Linked DNA regions of Homo sapiens: region 2 is linked to region 1. Evidence: chromatin contacts called from ENCODE Hi-C data. All regions are on one chromosome and are shown on one strand. The core of a region is the stretch at or near the end of the contact, and the rest is flanking DNA. Distances in the headings are between cores, read along the strand shown.

What was found. A loop is a pair of places that touch in the nucleus more often than their neighbours do. Pooled maps may share reads with other maps.
Region 2: a pooled map shows a loop between it and region 1 (5-fold over the local background). The contact joins the promoter of PIGW here to the promoter of CCL3 in region 1. A Hi-C loop is called at or near these places in 5 of 37 single-sample maps with no recorded cell type and 4 of 50 pooled maps.

Annotation. Positions count from the first base shown.
Region 1 is chr17:36,088,718-36,091,898 of GRCh38, forward strand. It overlaps CCL3 (C-C motif chemokine ligand 3), which reads right to left and starts at 1,426. Exons shown (of 3, transcript NM_002983.3): 1 at 1,269-1,426; 2 at 466-580; 3 at 1-45. The coding sequence starts at 1,341. CCL3-AS1 (CCL3 antisense RNA 1) reads left to right here. Exons shown (of 3, transcript NR_186417.1): 3 at 829-1,145.
Region 2 is chr17:36,533,427-36,536,449 of GRCh38, forward strand. PIGW (phosphatidylinositol glycan anchor biosynthesis class W) reads left to right here and starts at 1,561. Exons shown (of 2, transcript NM_001346754.2): 1 at 1,561-2,166. It overlaps MYO19 (myosin XIX), which reads right to left and starts at 1,442. Exons shown (of 26, transcript NM_001163735.2): 1 at 1,335-1,442; 2 at 527-678. RefSeq lists an enhancer at 133-808.

The DNA.
Region 1 (3,181 bases), core at 176-2,675:
TCACTGGGGTCAGCACAGACCTGCCGGCTTCGCTTGGTTAGGAAGCTGTGGAGAAGGGAGGAAGAGTTAAGCACTGGGGAATCCAGCAGGGGAATCCTGGGCCCACCATGGCCCCACCATTCTGCTCTCTGTCCTGGGCAGCTCAGGGCTTGCTCCTCTTTCAGGGGCCCCCTGCCTATCTCTGTCTAGAGAGCTTCTCTCAGTGACTCAGTAGGGGTGGCCCTCAGAGTGTCCCGCTGCCTCCTTCTTCCTGTCCCTTTCCTCTGGGCTGGGGCAGCCCTTCCTGACTCTGTAACACATGCCTCACTCCAGCTCCAAGTCAGGTCACACCTCGGAGCCCTGCGTCCTGTATCCCCGATAGGCTCCTGAAGGCTGGGCCTTTCCAGGATAGCCTTCTGGCCTGTCTCTGCCCCAACCCTGACCCTCCCTACCTCCATAGAGGTGAGCAGGAAGACTGGCACTTACATGACACCGGGCTTGGAGCACTGGCTGCTCGTCTCAAAGTAGTCAGCTATGAAATTCTGTGGAATCTGCCGGGAGGTGTAGCTGAAGCAGCAGGCGGTCGGCGTGTCAGCAGCAACTGTGGAGAAAGGAAGAGAATGAGCCCGAGTCACAGCTCAGAAGAAAAGGCCAGGCAGCTTCTGATCCCCGAGCAGTTGAGGAAGGCAGGCTTGCTCAGACCAAGTGACTGGAAGGCATTTGGGCATTTTTGCTGAGAAATGTCTCTTTGTTTCTGTCTGTATCCTTCTTTCTCCTTGACTCTTCATAGTGGGTTCTCTGTTTCTCTGTGTGATCCAGATACCTGAACGGACTGTTCTCTTATCTCAGTTCTCTTCAGGGAATTTTGTCTGGTTCAAGAAGTCATACCCCAACCCAAGAGAAGCCTTGGACATCTCTCATAAGACATCCAAGGGACAGAGCTCCTGGGAGACCTAGAGTGAGCTGGAGAGTGAACAACATACCCCACTGGGAAGTAAGCAGCCCTGGATTCTGCCTCTTGCTAACTGATTCGTTTCGAACCCTGTTTTTCTATCTGTAAAAGGGACTGTAACTCCCCTGCCCCTGCCTAGATTCTCATACCTGGAGACTAGGGGGCTAAGACCCCTTCTAGAGATAAAAATAAAAGTCTTAAAGAGAAAGACCAAGATGTTTGGCAGCCCTTTAAGAAGTTCTCTTTTCTCTTGGGGGCTTTTAGGCCACAAGAAAAGATTGATGTGGTCTAACCATGGCCAGAGAGTGGTGATACCCACAACGAAACTCAGACTCACGTGATGCAGAGAACTGGTTGCAGAGAGCCATGGTGCAGAGGAGGACAGCAAGGGCAGCAGTGGAGACCTGCATGATTCTGAGCAGGTGACGGAATGTGGGCTCGAGTGTCAGCAGAGCCAAGAAAGGACTGACCACTGTCTGCTGCCCGTGTCCTTCTGAAGTCTGAAACCAGCTCTCCTCTTTATAGGCAGCCCTGGCGGATGGGGAAATGGAATCTGGGGGTGAGGAGGGAAATTTTTAAGCGTAGTGATGCTGTCATGCTAAGTTGCACAACTCAGGGTCCCTGGTGACCACAGGGGCTCAGGATATCCAAGAATAGCATCTTTGAGCTATTCTCTAACTCTCAGCTCTCAACTCATGACTTGTTATAGTTTCATAGGGAAATGGTTTCTCCTGTGAGTGTGAAGAGGGGTATATGTCAACCCAAGGCTATTCTTAGTCAGTCCCTTCTCATAAGAACTGGTCTGTGCATGAACTCTCCAGCCCCATTCCTTCCCACAGAGCTGCAATTCTGCTTCCTCAGCTGCTATAACCACAGGGATAGGGTTGATGGGCTGATGCTGTGGAGGGCTGCACAACCCTTCCTCCTCCCAGAGGCAAAGAACTGAATGAAAGCTGGAGGAATAGAAAGCATGAGGTCATGTTTCAGTCATTTGTCTATTTATTAGTCATGTAGTGACTAGGGCGCTGTGTTAAACGCTAGTTGTGGATCATAAAAATACTTTAGAGGTGGGTGTCAATATGTCAGGTGCCTAGAAATATCTGTAGCCATTAACCTAGAAAAAGCATTTCTAGGAAAGAGTTCTGTGGAAACAACCCAAATATGGAGCCATCTTCAAACATAAAGATACCTGACCCAGCATCGTTTATAACTCTAAAATAAACAAAGCTAAATTTTTCTCCATCAGGGAATGATAAATTATCCACTAGATCATTTATTATTAAGTCTCTAAAATGAATGAAGTGGCATAAATATGCTTATAACATCAGTGGTTAAAAAAAGCAAGATACGACATTATACAAATTCTACAAAGTCTGAAGAATTGTACAAATATATATATATATTTGTACTATATATACATGTATTTGTACATATACACATATATATTTGTACAAATATATATATATTCCTTGCCAACCCTAAGCATGGAAAAAAATACAAAGGCTTGGAAATACATGCCTTAAAGAATGAATAGTTCTTATATTTGTGTGATAGGTCCCTGGGTGATTTATTTTCTTATTTTTTTCTTTTTCTGAATTTTTCTCATTTTACTTAGTTAGACTTTATTACCTTCTTGGTCAGCCCACAAATTTATAAACTAATTTTTAAAAAAACATTTCCAACATCACTGGTTGAAAAATAGGTTGTTGTCAGTTGTTTAATCTGAAAGAAATTATTGATAAATATGCTGAAGTTTCTGTTCAATGGTTTTGGCCAAAATGAAGTCTTGATTTCCCATTTCTTTGAACCATTTTAAGGATCCTATACTATACTTACATAAATCATGCCAAATTGAAGCAGTTTTTTACTTATTCTTTTCAATACATAATTTCAGTGGTGTGGAAGGGTCTCTACCTTCTCAGCCAGATTATATGCTTTTTTTTCTTTTCCATACTTTGTTATTTTATTCTTTCACAATCAATCAGCATACCTCATTTTATAATGAGAAATAGATTTAGTTGGTTTTAATGATCTTTGTTTCTGAGATGCCCCTGATCTCGTGGGGGCAGGTAGAGTGTATGAACAGGTAATTGTAGCATTTAGCCGAAAGTGCTAGGACTCCTAGTAGAAAAAGAAATGAAAGCTCAGAATCCCACGAGGGGAAGAAGTGACCTTCCACCAGAGGGTTGGGGAAGGCTTCATGGAAGGGATGGAACTTTAGTTGTGTCTGGATAACTGCCCGGGATTTAG
Region 2 (3,023 bases), core at 311-2,810, 440 kb after region 1:
TGAAGAATGGTTAAGTGACCCTCAGACTTGGAATTTTCTAGGCCTTGGCACCACCCCTAGCAAGGAGAGATGAGGCTGAGGGTGAAGCGTGCCTGCAATGGATTAACCCTGGTGGAGACTTTCTTGAGGCTCTGAATACATCAAGTCTTTAAAGAACCCAGGGATAGGGACTTCCATAGAAGCTGGAAAAAGGACAATTGAGGCGGAAACAGGTATCAGGACCGTGCTGGACCACTTAAGGTGTGGTGCTACAGCCCTAAAAGATCCTGACCCTGGACACTGACTGTACCCCATCCAAGGGACAGCCATGCAGAGGGCTCCAGAGAACAAAGCTCTTTCAACTGGGAACTCATCTCAAGCAATAGGTCCAGAGGGGCAGCACAACAGGTTTGGGGTTTGAATCCAAAACCCAAGGCCCCTGGCACAGAACCCAAGAACTAAGCCTCACTCTGTTTCCTCGTTTACAAAACGGAGTGATAATATCCAGATCTCACGGGGCTAAATGAAGCGTTAAAGGGGCTAATACCTGTGAAAGCGCTCTGCAAATGTTATTACGATGCAGCATCAGCTCCTAGCTGGAGTCAAGTGAGATTAGAGCAGTTTTCTCCAGTTCTCCCAGCTCCTGCTCCAGTCGGTTTCGCGGTTACCAGCCAAGAATTTCTGGAAAGGGTGTGAACACTGTGGGCAGAAAGGAGACGGTAATGAGTAAATGGAACACCGAATCAAGGCAAGTGGCAACCTGATCACCAGTCCCTCCTTCTCAGACTGTTTCTTTCTAGGCATGGAGGACAGTGGGAGGGCAGACGCTGAGAAGCGCTGGGTAAGGATCTCATCAGTCCAGCTGGCTCCGCCCCCAGGTTCCCGGCGGGAACCGGGGACTCAAGGTCCGGGCGTCGTGCCGCAAACCCAGGGCTGGGATGCCGTTCCGGAAGCACCTGGCACGGGGAGAGTATGTCCTTCCCAGGAAGGTGGACGTGACCCCAGCCAAGGGCGCAGCTGCCCTGACACCTCCCGGGACCAGCCGCCCCCTCCCGGGGTCCTCAGCTGGGCGAAGAGTGGAGCAAGGACCCTCTCCCCCCAGGCCGCCCCCTGCCGGCCAGGTGGAAAGGTGGAGGGTGATCAAGAAAGACTTGTTTCAAGCAAGAGCCAAGAGCTGGGCTACCCCCTCGTGAGACACAAGAGGGTCAAAAGGAAAAGGCAAAAAGGAGGGAAACGGCGCTTTGGAAGGGGAGGTGGAGACGCCTACTTCTTCCTCACCGCTGCGGGGCAAACTGGCCTCCCAAGCCCCTTCCGCGTCTGAAGGGCTTCAGATATAGGTTCGGGTTGACACTCACCGGTCCCACGGCCCGAGCCGCCGTGCTTCAGGCCCCCGCCCGGCCAGACTGGAAAGGCGGGCGGGCCAGGTCAGGCGGCGGGAAGAACACGGGCAGGAGAGAAAAGAGGAGGGGCAAGAGCGTGCAGTGAGGAAAGGAACCTGGGAGCGCCGAACCGCACCCCGTCGGCTGCGGCACTGCTAAGTGGCCGGGGGTCGGCCGGCTCCTCCCTAGGGGCGGGGCGAGCACTCGCGGCGCGGGGCGCGCACGTGGCTTGGCCGGGACGCCTGGTCCGGCTTGCTGGCTTCAACTACGGTGAGATGTTTTGCGACCCTGGGGTAAAATGAGGGTAAAGCGGCAGCTTCCCACGTTCTGGGGGAGAAGCGCGGAAGCACGGTTTCCTGGGCCTTCGGGCGACACCAGGACTGGGGGTCTTTCAGTAGAGGTCGCCGCGGCGGAGTCTTGTGCGAGTGCGGCGGAGTGTTGTGCGAGGCCGGCGGACACCATTACCCTGATAGGGCCTCGCCGTGAGGTCTGAGGGGCCGTGTGAGGTGCATGGCGCGCCGTTTCCTCTCCAGGCGCTCCTCTCAGGGCTACGGCCCTAGAAGATCTGGCCTGCACCAGCCCAAAGGACATGACAGGAGTGGGTAGCCCACGGGACACTGGCACGAGCGCCATGATGGGCGGAGACGCGCGGAATCGGCCGGCCCGGAAGTGCCAGCTGCCTGCGTCGGCCGGAAGTGCCGCGCGGGAGGCGGAAGCGGCTGGTTCCCGCGTGGTTTGGCGGGTGCAGCGGCAGTCCGGCTGCCCTTCCCACGTAGACCGTCTGCTGGGGGCGCCGGCACCATTTGGAGTACGTGAGGTATACGGGTAGGGCGCGGCCAGGTCGGGCGTCTGTTAGGAAAAAGACTTTTTATTTTTATGTTTATTTTTTAAGAGACGGAGTCTCGCTCTGTCGCCCAGGTAGGAGTGCAGTGGCGCGATCTCGGCTCACTGCTGCCTTCCACCTCTGGGCTCAAGCGATCCTCCCGCCTCAGCCTGGCATTACAGGCGCGCACCACCACGCTCAGCTAATTTTTAATTTTTCTTTTTTTTTTTTTCACTCCTGGCCTTAAGCGATCCTCTCTCCTCCCAAAGCGCTAGGATTGCAGGCATGAACCACTTCTCTCGGCTAGGACTTTTATTTTTAATGGTCAACTGATTTGAGTTGGTTACTGTGAGATATTGTCACAGGTTCCAGACAGGCCATAATGCACGCATGCATTCACTTACTTATTCAGCTCATGGTACATTTAGAAACTCTAGGTTCATGTTTAACCAACAAATGTGTTCTTCCAGTATGCCGTTTTTCAGACAATGATGTGTGGCATTCAGAGGTGTTTTACAACCCTTAATAAAAGAGCAACTAACACTAGTATGTGCTATACATCCATTCTTAATGCACCCACCGTACCTACTTCCATCCTAACCTGAAAACATAGCTGTCTGTAAATGAGGAAAGGAGCAGCCTGGGGATCCAGAAATCACTGCAGGGGTCACGTTTTGTACCAAGGCAGTAGGTTTGGAGAGGCTCTGAACTGGAACCAAGGCCCCCAACTTCAAAATGTACTTGGCCCCTAGCGTTTGAATTTGCTTTAAGGTCATTAGTAAATCCTATTCAATTTGCATCAAAGAATCTTCATGATACGTACTGTGCTCCATAATAGAAAT